2 separate regions of the Mus musculus genome follow, and region 1 is linked to region 2. The links are chromatin loops, found by intact Hi-C in ENCODE. Cell type or tissue: heart. All regions are shown on one strand. Each heading gives the region's core, and the rest is flanking DNA. Links, peaks and the distances in the headings are about the cores only.

Evidence for each region. Hi-C counts contacts between places; a loop is a spot of excess contacts. Peaks named below come from ENCODE experiments on the same cell type or tissue, not always from the same donor. Only the 100,000 strongest peaks of a DNase experiment are listed, where the experiment ranks them.
Region 1: it touches region 2 in a loop (2.8-fold over the local background); 1 of 42 quality-filtered maps calls a loop at or near these places.

Annotation. Positions count from the first base shown.
Region 1 is chr15:99,813,467-99,818,787 of GRCm38, reverse strand. All of the region lies in intron 4 of Lima1 (LIM domain and actin binding 1), which reads left to right. Gm17057 (a long non-coding RNA gene) reads right to left here and starts at 841. Exons shown (of 2, transcript XR_384452.3): 1 at 1-841. In heart, for the core only: a CTCF peak has its summit at 2,602 (motif pointing right); DNase peaks (open chromatin) are centred at 1,227 and 4,017; H3K4me3 peaks cover 1,268 bases; H3K27ac peaks cover 1,457 bases.
Region 2 is chr15:99,970,561-99,975,881 of GRCm38, reverse strand. It overlaps Larp4 (La ribonucleoprotein domain family, member 4), which reads right to left and starts at 3,102. Exons shown (of 16, transcript NM_001024526.2): 1 at 2,899-3,102. The coding sequence starts at 2,916. 2310068J16Rik (RIKEN cDNA 2310068J16 gene) reads left to right here and starts at 2,595. Exons shown (of 1, transcript NR_028124.1): 1 at 2,595-3,715. In heart, for the core only: no CTCF peak of the experiment used is centred there; DNase peaks (open chromatin) are centred at 2,301 and 3,081; H3K4me3 peaks cover 2,851 bases; H3K27ac peaks cover 2,219 bases.

The DNA.
Region 1 (5,321 bases), core at 506-4,505, 160 kb after region 2:
TGGTCAGGTTTTCCAGTGTGCTCAGACTTTCCTACGTTGTGTACGGAATGGTTTGTTACGAGGGCCCTCGTAATGAAACAAACAGATCTGACGGATAGCAAAGCCCTCATGTACTCGAGATTCCAGCTCCATGGGAAAGCTGTCTTTTCTTGAGCTAAATATTTGGCCCAAATCCCTGTATTGCTGCAATAATAATATGAGACATTCCTTCTGAGATAAAGAAAATAGATAACTCATCCTGGAATCCTGGGTTATGTCAGGGCTGGGGCTCTCAGTTCCTTCCAGTAACTCCCTGCGCCTGCCGCCTTCCTGAGCAGGAAAGGTCTTGATTGGTCACATCTTTGAACCTTAGGGAGAATTTTCAGGCTTTTTTTTTTTTTTCTTCTGAGTTTGCGCTTTTAGCTCTGTTTTAATGCTGGAACCAATTGGCAGGAGATGTAACCACAAAGCAGTTTTATGGCTTTCCTTTAAACTCTACTCTCAATTTTCTTAGTTCCCTGGGCCAACTCCCTCTTTCTCCTTTATGGTCTTAATAAAAAAAAAAAAAAAAAGGTTTTTTTTATTTAAATGGGAAGAAGAATTTTAAATGGAAGGGGGAAAAATGTAAGAAATCCTAAATGGAGAGGAAGGGGCTTTGTAGTGAGTCAAAGCAGCATTGTAAGTCCCTCACAGACTCCGCCGGGTGGGACGGCTGAGGTCATGCAACACACACAATGTGGGTTCAGTGTAAAGGCCTTGTGCATGTCAGAACCGGCCCAAGGTAGGAAATGACTGGGACAGCCGAAAACAAAAATGCTGATTATGTGTAAGACTCAGGGAGAGAGAGAGGGAGGGAGAGAGGGAGAAAGAGAGGAAAAGAGAAGGAGGGAGACAGAGAGAGAGAGGGAGAGGGAGAGAGAGAGAGGGAGGGAGGGAGGGAGAGAGGGAGGGAGGGAGAAAGAGAGAGAGGGAGGGAGGGAGAAGGAGAGGGAAGGAGAGGGAGGAGAGAGAGGGAGAGAGGGGGGAAGGGAGAGGGAGGGAGAGAGAGAGGGAGGGAGGGAGAGGGGAAGAGAAGGAGAGGGAGGGGGAGAGAGAGAGAGGGAGGGGGAGAGAGAGAAACTCTCTTCTAGTAAATGTCTAGTGAGAGATGGGTCATGACAGGCCTGTTTGGGGTGGGGGACCCATCACATAAGGAACAACCCTTAGCTAAACACACTGACCCACAGCTCTTGCCCATAATCTTAGCACTCGGGAGACTGAGATGAGTCAAGCTACAGTGTGACCCCTGTGTAGTTTCCCCGGACCCTGCATAAGGAAGGAAGGAAAGAAAAGGGAGGAGGGGGCAGGAAGAGGAAGAGAAAGGTCCTGCAGGGTCAGCGCTTACATCAGGCAACCTCATGACTAAACTCATTGATAAATGTATGTTCTGGGTTCACCTGGGCATTTTGGGGTCTAGGTATTTGTGTGTGTGCCTTTCTTAACTTCCTAGATTAAATAGTCCTTTGTTCCTTGGTTTTATAGCTATTTCAGAGCAAGCATAATTATCTATGTAGGAAATATTAGTCACTTTTTATAAGTTTTGTCCAGGACTGAAACTGTAGCTCTGTGGTGGTTTTGGCTAACTTTTACAAGGGCTCTAAGCACAATCTCTACAAGTACACACTCCCAGTACACACACACACACACACACACTCCCACTCCCACTCCCACATACACACTCAAACACACACACTTCCAGTACTCACACACACACTCCCACATACACACTCAAACACACACACACTTTCTTTTGTTTTGATGTGTGTGTGAGCTTGTGTACTTGATTGTGTATTTAAGAGGGTCTCATTGTGTAGCCCTAGCTGGCTCTGGAACTCACTTTGTACAATGAGCTGGCCTCTAACTCACAGAGATCCTCCCGCCTCTGCCTCCTTAGTGCTAGGGTTCAAGATATGACCCATGGTACCTGGCTGTTTAGTCCAATGTCTCAATTAAACTCTTAGGAAACTTTGTCTGTCTGGGGTTGAAGAATAACCAATGTGTTTGCAATGAGAATGTGGTTATTGCTGGCCCAGTTTCATCTTTACCACACAGACAAGGCTTTGATGAGAAGGTACGTGTTTGGGTATTTGGGAAAGTCTGAGAGGTATGGAGCACTGGTCCCCCTTCAGGAGTAAGACTGCTTAAGTGCAACTCAGAACCTGTCAGTCAGTGACAACTGCTGACAAATGAAATGATCAATCCCAGGACTTGAAAAATTTAGGCTAGCCTGGGCTACACAATGAATTTGAGGCCTGCCTAGAGCCCGGCCTATACAGTGAGACTCAGTCTGAAAATAAGCCTGATCGTAGACATGACGATGGTGTTTTCTTTAGTTTCCCGTAACAGTGACACGTGCGAGCATATGTGTGTCGCTACAGTGGAGTGAGCCCTTTGAGAGAACGGAGGCACCAGAGTAAAACCTGACCTTATCCCTAGCCAGTCTACAACCGGCATCAGAGAACCAGTGTGTATGTGCCTCCTTGAGGATGGGAATGACCTTATTGCAGATTCATTTGTTTTGTAAGTAGAGGATTTTGCCTCTGGGCATGTCTGTGTGCCATGCGCATGCCCAGGGAGCCCAGAAGAGGGCGCCAGACTCCCTGGAACTGGAGTTATGGATGGTTGTGAACCACTGTGTGGGTGCTAGGAGCCAAATCCAGGTTTTGGTTTGGTTTGGTTTGTGGCAGGGTCACTTGTAGCCCAGGCTGGTCATAAGCTCCTTATCTTCCTGTCTCTTCCCAAGCTCTGGGAAGATTGGTGTATATTACCACCCCTGCATTCATACTCCTATTAACCTAACTTTTAATTGGTTTAGTATGTCACCTCTAGTTTATATAGTTTGAAAGTTTGACTGTTGTACCTGACTCCTCACTGTAGCTGAACGTGTCTTATAAAAGACACATCCATATAAATTAAAGTTTGTGATTAATGGTTTCGTGTGATCCTTCAGTCCTTTGCGAGATAAGGAAGGATCTAGATGTAAAGTTGCCTCTTGAGGAATCCTGGTATTTTTCAGTTTCTTTCCCTGAATGGCTGTTGTTGATGTATCAGCCACAGGTCAGACATCTCTTCTGATCTGATTTACGCCAACTCCCTGCTTCCTGCTTCCAACCAGTGGCACCTGCCACACACACATCATAAGCTCTCTGTTTTCCCATTCCACTGAATTTCTGTTTCTTTCCGTTTGTTTATTTTAGGGGGTTTGAGACAGGACTTCTCTATGTAGCCCTGGCTGTCCAGGAACTCTTTCTGTAGGCCAGGCTGGCCTTGAACTTACAGAGACCCTCCTGCCTCTGCCTCCTGAGTGCTGGGATTACAGGCATGCACCACCACTGCCCAGTGTATATGGTTTTTTTTTTTTTTTTTTTGGGGGGGGGTGTTGGTTTTTCGAGACAGGGTTTCTCTGTATAGCCCTGGCTGTCCTGGAGCTCATTTTGTAGACTAGGCTGGCCTCGAACTCAGAAATCCGCCTGCCTCTGGCTCCCGAGTGCTGGGATTACAGGCGTGCGCCACCACGCCCAGCCCGTATCTGGGTTTTAAAGCTGGGCTTTAATCAATGCTCACCTCCCTTAATTTGTTTTACTTTGTCACTGTTTAGTCTTTGTCACATAGTTCAAGAATGCATCTTCCGAGCTCATGGGCTTCCCCTTTTATGGGGACGTGTTTCATTATGCTGTGTCATCACTTCCCAATAATTAGATTCTCTTCTAGCTCTGAGCATCTTGGCAGAAGAGTCTTGTCTTGAGTAATTTCTTTGGGCTGTATTCTGCGATGTATACCATATTTAGAAGAAACACTCTTCTGGGCGTTTTTTTTCTTATGTACGCTCAGCTACTTCAAAACCAGCGCCGCCCGAGCGCGTCATCCCGACAGCTTCGCTGGTTGTTGGGTTTGTGGGATTCTTAACTAGTCTTATATTTTATGCGTGTGCCACACGGGTGCCTGGTGTCCGTGGAGGTCAGAAGGCGGCGTCGGAATCCCTGGAGCTGGAGCTGTGGCTGAGCGTGAGTCACCGTGTGGCTGTCACCGTGTGGCTGCTGGCAACGGAACCTGGGTCCTCTGCAAGAGCAGGGAGGACTCAGACAGCTGTGCTGTTTCTCCTGGCCCAGATTGTAAACTACTGAATTAGCTTACTAGATACAAAGTATCCCTCCCTCCCTCCCTTCCTCCCTCCCTCCCTTCCTCCCTTCCTCCCTCCCTCCCTTCCTCCCTCCCTCCCTCTCTCCCTCCCTCCCTCCCTCCCTTCCTCCTTCCCTCTCTCCTCTTCTTCCTCCTCCTCCTCCCCCTCCTCCTCCTTTTCCGCTTATTGTAAGGCTAATACAATTTTTATCAAACACTTGAAAATACAGAAAGCGTAGACAAACATCTTGTATCTGGAGAAAAGCACTTCTCTGCCTTTATCAGGATTTCTATTGCTGTGATAAAACACAAAACACCAGAACCAAAAAAAAAAAAAAAAAACTGGGAGGAAAGAGTTTATTCCACCTACACTTCCAGGTAACTGTCCATCACTGAGGGGAGTCAGGGCAGGCACCTGCGGGCAGGAGCTGATGCAGAGGCCATGGAGGGGTGCTGCTTACTGGCTTGCTCAACCTGCTTTCTTATAGAGCCCAGGGATGGCTCCCCTCACAGCGAGCTGCCCCTGTGCCCCCCCCAATCAGTCAGTCATCACCATCCCATGTGTGTTTCTTATATAAACAAACCATTTTGTCTAGAAAAATTTTTTATCACTTAATGCATTGAGATATTAAGAGATGAACACCTCACCATTTCCATCTGTAGGTCAGCAAAATCCGATTTCCCCTAAACCCTGCTCTTCTTCCCTCCATCCTTGGTTTTTAGGAAATATGGGAGTCTGAAGGAAGGTCCAGGTGAGAAGGTAGAAGGAGTTGAAGGAGTGAAGGAGTACAGGACTCTTCATAATGTGCTGAGTCAGCTTCTCTGTGGGGCAGAGACAGGATCTCACATAGCCCAGGCTGTTCTCAGAAGCTGCCCTCGAACTCTTGATCCTCCGGTCTCTACCTCCCAGAAGCTGGGATTATGGGCACGCACCACAACACCTGGCTTGCGAATCAACTTTGCCAGGTGTAACCTCCCATGACTCACACGTTTAAGGCAGGTGTGTCTCACTGATTTTAAGGCTAGCCTGGTCTACAATGCAAGGCAGGTGTGTCTCACTGAGTTTAAGGCTAGCCTGGTCTACAATGCAAATCCCAGGACAGCCAGGGCTACATAGTGAGATTCTCTCTTGAAAAAAAAAAAGTGAAGTATGGTGGTTACATACCTTTAATTCTGACCCATGG
Region 2 (5,321 bases), core at 781-4,780:
TTCAAATTTTGTAAAATCTGAGGCAAGAGGAATTACTGTTTAATGGGTTCAGATTTTCTTGTTATTTATAACAAGAAAGATTAACTTTTATTTATATGTATGTTTAAGTGCCCTAAGAAGCCAGCAGAGGGTACTAGATCCTCTGGAGCAGGGGTTGTGAGCTGCCAGATGTGGGTACTACAAACTGAGCCTGGGTCCCTGGAAGCAAGCACCCTTAACCATGTTTCCAGAGTTTCAATTTTACAAACTGGATGCCAAAGAGTTCTGGAGATAGATGTAGCGATATTACTTATCTATGTGAATGTCCTTAAAAACACCAAAGAAGGACCTGCAATGCTTTGTAGGTAAAGGCACTTGCTGGTAGGCTAGACATCCTGAGTTTGAACCCTCAGGACAGAACCTAGAAAAGCTGTCCTGACCTCTGTAATATACAAGCATCACCCTCAACAAAAACCTGTACTATAAATTAAAAGAAACTTTAATGTGAATGTCAGTTGTCCAGCACTTGGTACTCTTAAGAACTGCCTATAGGGCTGGAGAGATGACTCAGAGGTTAAGAGCACTGACTACTCTTCCAAGGGTCCTGAGTTCAAATCCCAGTAAGGCAGGGGGATTTCTGAGTTTGAGGCCAGCCTGGTCTACAAAAGTGAGTTCCAGGACAGCCAGGGCTATACAAAGAAACCCTGTCTCAAAAAACAAAAAACAAAAAAAGAAAGAAGCAAGAAATGTGTAAGATCACAAAGTAAATCAATTACCATTATCAAAATATTGTAAAATTGTTGATATGTTAGACAAATCAGGGTTTTTTGTTTTGGTTGGTTTTTCAAGACATGGTTTCTCTGTGTAGCCCTGGCTGTCCTGGAATTGGATCTGTTCACCAGGATGGCCTAACCAACCTGCCTCTGCCTCCCAAGTGCTGGAATTAAAGATGTGTACCACCCCCCCCCCTGAATTCTAACTGGTTTTAATATATTTCAAAACATTAATTTTCAATAAACTACATATGAGAAAATGATGAACTGAGTGACTAATGAGCATATTAACTAAATTTACATAGTAGTTTGGTGGAAAATACAATAATAATTCATTAGCAGAGCCAGGAGTAGAGGTGCACTCTGGGAGGTAAAGGCATATACTATGTCTAAACTTGGAAATATGCCTTTTATCCCAGGGCTCAGGAAGCAGAGGCAGTCAGATCTCTGGGTTTGAGGCCAGTCTGGTCTAAAGAGGAGTGCCAGGTAAGCCAGGGCTACAAAGAAAAAACCCTGTCTCCGGGGGTGGGGTGAACAATATTTGCACGGCATGGTAATTCCTAAAAAGGAAACTAAGCCCTGCTTACAATAAAACCTGATTTCTTGTCCTTTTCAAAACCAAGGTGAACTTAAATTAATAACAACAAAATAAACAGAAAGATTGAGTCCACTGTTCGAAATTTTTAGTGGACTGTTTCAAATATCCAAATGAATACATACTACTGACCTTCAGCATACATTAATTAAGCGTCTTTAACGCCTAATTTTTAGGATCCCAAACTTATCAACTGAAAGGTAGATCAGTAATGAGGGAAAATGAGTATAGAAGATATAAGCAGTTATTTGCTTAATATACAATACACGTGTTTGTGTGAAAATGTCCTTATGTAACACAATACCAAGTACAACGAATATACACAATGAAAAATAAGAATTGCTTATTTACTTTATGCCAGACTACCCTAAGATTCTCCCACCACCACTCTGAACACTCTTTGCCCCTAAGTTAGCCCCATCTTCCAAGTCCATTATACAACCTGTGATTCCGTCTCTCATGAAAAGATTCTTTTTATGGGCATAGTTAACAAATGCCAAGTTGCAAAGTTGCAGCTTTGCTGGATTGACGTTTTCACAATGTAAGAACAATATGATCTGGAATCTACTCAAAGCATTTGCCAGGCAGTCAGCTGATGCTCACTCAACACAACCGGGCAGAAACGAGAGAAATTAAACTTCATTATTTGTCTAAGACAGGTAATCACTACCTTGAAATCTCAAACAGGCGGACGGTAGACGGTCCAATAGAAACGGTATTTCCACCGATCCAACACCACCACAAAACCCCGGCTTCACCTAAGTTTCTCTCCTCCTTTGCAATTTTCCTTGTAACTGGCCCCGAACAGGTTCGCGGAATCAACCCGCACCACGCAGCCGCAGCCCGAGTAACTTTTACAAAAGGTCAGAGCGGTGCCTTTCAAGGCTTCCGACCCCTGTGGGGCTTCGCCGTTCGCACCAGCTCGCTTTCTCCCCCCGCACCCCCCTCGAACGTTCCAGAGCCGGCGGACGCAACCCAACAAAATTTTGGTGCAGCTTGGGGGGTCCGGAGGTGGGGGGAGCGGGCGAGCTTTCTACTCTCTTAAAAAAAAAAAAAAACAACAACAACACGCCCCTCCCCAGTTAGCGAGACAAAACCCCACCGCGCCCGCAGTTCCCCTTCTCCCGCGCTCCCACATGTTGCTCGCTCCGTCCCAGGCGGCCCCGCGAGGCCTCGCTCACCCCCAGCGCGCCCACCTGATCGCCCTTTCTCCGCAGGCTCCGCCCCCGCCGCCCGCCCGCCCGCTCGCCTCCTTCAGGAGCTCCATATGGGACACCCTCGGCTCCCTCGGCTCCTCACGCCACCTCAGCCCAGCCCCCGACGCGCCGCCTTCCCTTTCCCTGCCGCCGGGGGCCTCGACCCACACAGGCTCCTCGGGCCTGCGGAGGGCACAGCGGGGCTGCACGGCCTGCACGGCCCAGGTGCTGTGTCAGCCTCTCGTCGGGCTCCGCGGCGTGGACGGCCTGGAAAGTCACATGGCGGTGGGACCGGCCCGCGCCCCGAACACTCCGGCTCTTCTCAGAGCCCGACCGGGCGACCCGAGCCACTCACCTCAACGAAGAGCAACATGTCTGCTTCCGCTCGGCCCGATCGTTCACGCTGCCGCGACTCCAACTGGCTCCCAGGCCCGGGCCCCGGTCGGTAGGATAAGGACACTCGCCTTGCCCCTCCACCCGGCAGTGGACCCGGCTCCTCCCCCGCCGTCAGCCGCTGCGCCCTGACCCGCCCAGTCCCTCCTCCCGGGAAGCAACAACTGTTTCCGGTTCTGGAGGAAAACTGCTTCCGGGGGCGGAGGGCCTGCCCGCCCCTGTGCGTGCTTCGCTCCGGCAGGCTCGTCTGTGGCGGCGAAGGCGAAAGTGTGTGGTACGTGTCGCGTGTGGGTCGACGCCCGGGAGGCCGCGCCGGGCTGTGCAAAACGCTCACTAAAGCATTTGTACTTTCTACCAAAAAGCTGACACCGCACTGCTAACCCTTGCGCAGATTCGTGGTTAAAAACCTAGGTCCGATTAAAAAGCGACCGAGTGCACCCGCCCCTGCTGATGACGTACTGGCTCCTCCCGCCCCTCATTAGAAAAAAAAAAAAAAAAGCTGAAGAGGGAGCTAAGATACTCTTCAGCTACTCAGTGCTTGTACTTTACTAAGCATTTTGCATAAGTTAATCTTAAGACCCTATGAATGTATTGTTGGAGGAGTGCTGGAACAGTCAGATTCCTTTCGCTACAACTTTGATAAAACTTTAGCCCAAGCCCCTCGGAATCAGGTCTCATTAACATAATGATGCTCCGCTGTGATGCTTAATGCTCTACTAAAAATAATTAGCCTAGATCTCTTCTTTATTATGTTTTCATAGTCAAATAAAATAGTATACAAATATTTAATTATTTTTACTAGAGTTATTCTTCCTCTACCAGTCTCTATTGCTCCAGTTTCAAACACTTTTTTTTTTTTTAATTTAAAAAAACATGAGCCGGGCGTGGTGGCACACGCCTTTAATCCCAGTACTTGGGAGGCAGAGGCAAGCGGATTTCTGAATTCAAGGCCAGCATGGTCTACAGAGGGAGTTCCAGGACAGCCAGGGCTACACAGAGAAACTCTGTCTCAAAAAAAACAAAAAAATAAAAAATTTACATATATATATTTGTGTGTGTGTGTGTTTCCGTTTTTTTGAGACAGGGTTTCTGTGTAGACTAGGTTGTTCCCGGAACTCACTTTGTAGACCAGGCTGGCTTGAACTCACAGAGATCTACCTATCTGCCACCTGAATGCTGGAACAACACCTTAAAGTGATGTTTTCATTTCATCAACTCTTGCTTGTTTTCTTGTTTTTTTTTTTTTTTTTTTTCCCCACTTTGAGACAGGGTTTCTCTGTGTAGATCTTGGCTGTCCTAGAACTCACTTTGTGGACCTGGCTGGCCTAGAACTCAGAAATCCGCCTGCCTGTGCACCCCCACCCCCACCCCCACCGAGTGCTGAGATTAAAGGTGTGTGCCACCATGCCCAGCCCTCTTTATCTTTCTTAAAAATTTATTTTCATTCTATACATATGGCTCTTTGCCTGCAGGCATGTATATGCTCCCTCCTGCATGCCTGGGAACTGAACCTGAGTCCTCAACAAAAGCAACCAGTGCTCTTAACAAAAAAGGTTAGACCATCTCTGCAGGCCTAACCTTTCAATTCTTTCCTTTCTGTTTCTTTTGCTTACTTTCTCCCTTCCCCTCCCCACAAGTCTACCTCCCCATGACAACATCTTTCTGTGTATTCCTGGCTGTCCAGGAACTCACTTTGTAGACCAGGTTGACCTCAAGCTCAGAGATCCTCCTGCCTGTACCTGCTCAGTGATGGGATTAAGGTATGCACCACTACACCCAGCCCCAACTTTCTTTTTCTTAACCCATATAACCCCCTTTCCTTTGCCTCACAAGAGACTCACTTTCTTACATTGCCTCTGCTTCCCAAGTGCTGGGGTTAAAGGCATGCGCCACCACGACCAGCCATTACTATTATTTTTTTAATCTCAATCATTAAACTTAGTTGCAGAATGTTTGATCACACTGTGAACCCTGAGACTGTCATATCCTGGAAAAAACCTATTTCTAGCTATGGTGTAGCTCAGCCCTTAGCACACATCTCTAATCCCAAACAATGAAGGTAAAGTTAGCTTGAAGAAGGAAGCACCCATGTTTGAAAGTGATTTCTAATTGAGTGGCCAAGTGCCAAATCACAGAATAGGATCTGCCCAGTTCTTATGAGAACAGACAGGAAAGGGAAGCAACTTGAGGAAGCAGTGCAGAGAGAGGAAGGGGCAGTTTTTTACTGGGACAGTTGTACACAGACAGGTTGGAGAGAGAACAAACTAGACATAGGTGAAGACAGATCAAGCCAAAGAATGAGAAGGAGCCAGAATACTAGAACAAAGTTGCCGAAGTTGGTTTGAACCCAAGCAGAATAAATCAGTAAGAAACGGAGAAGCCAAT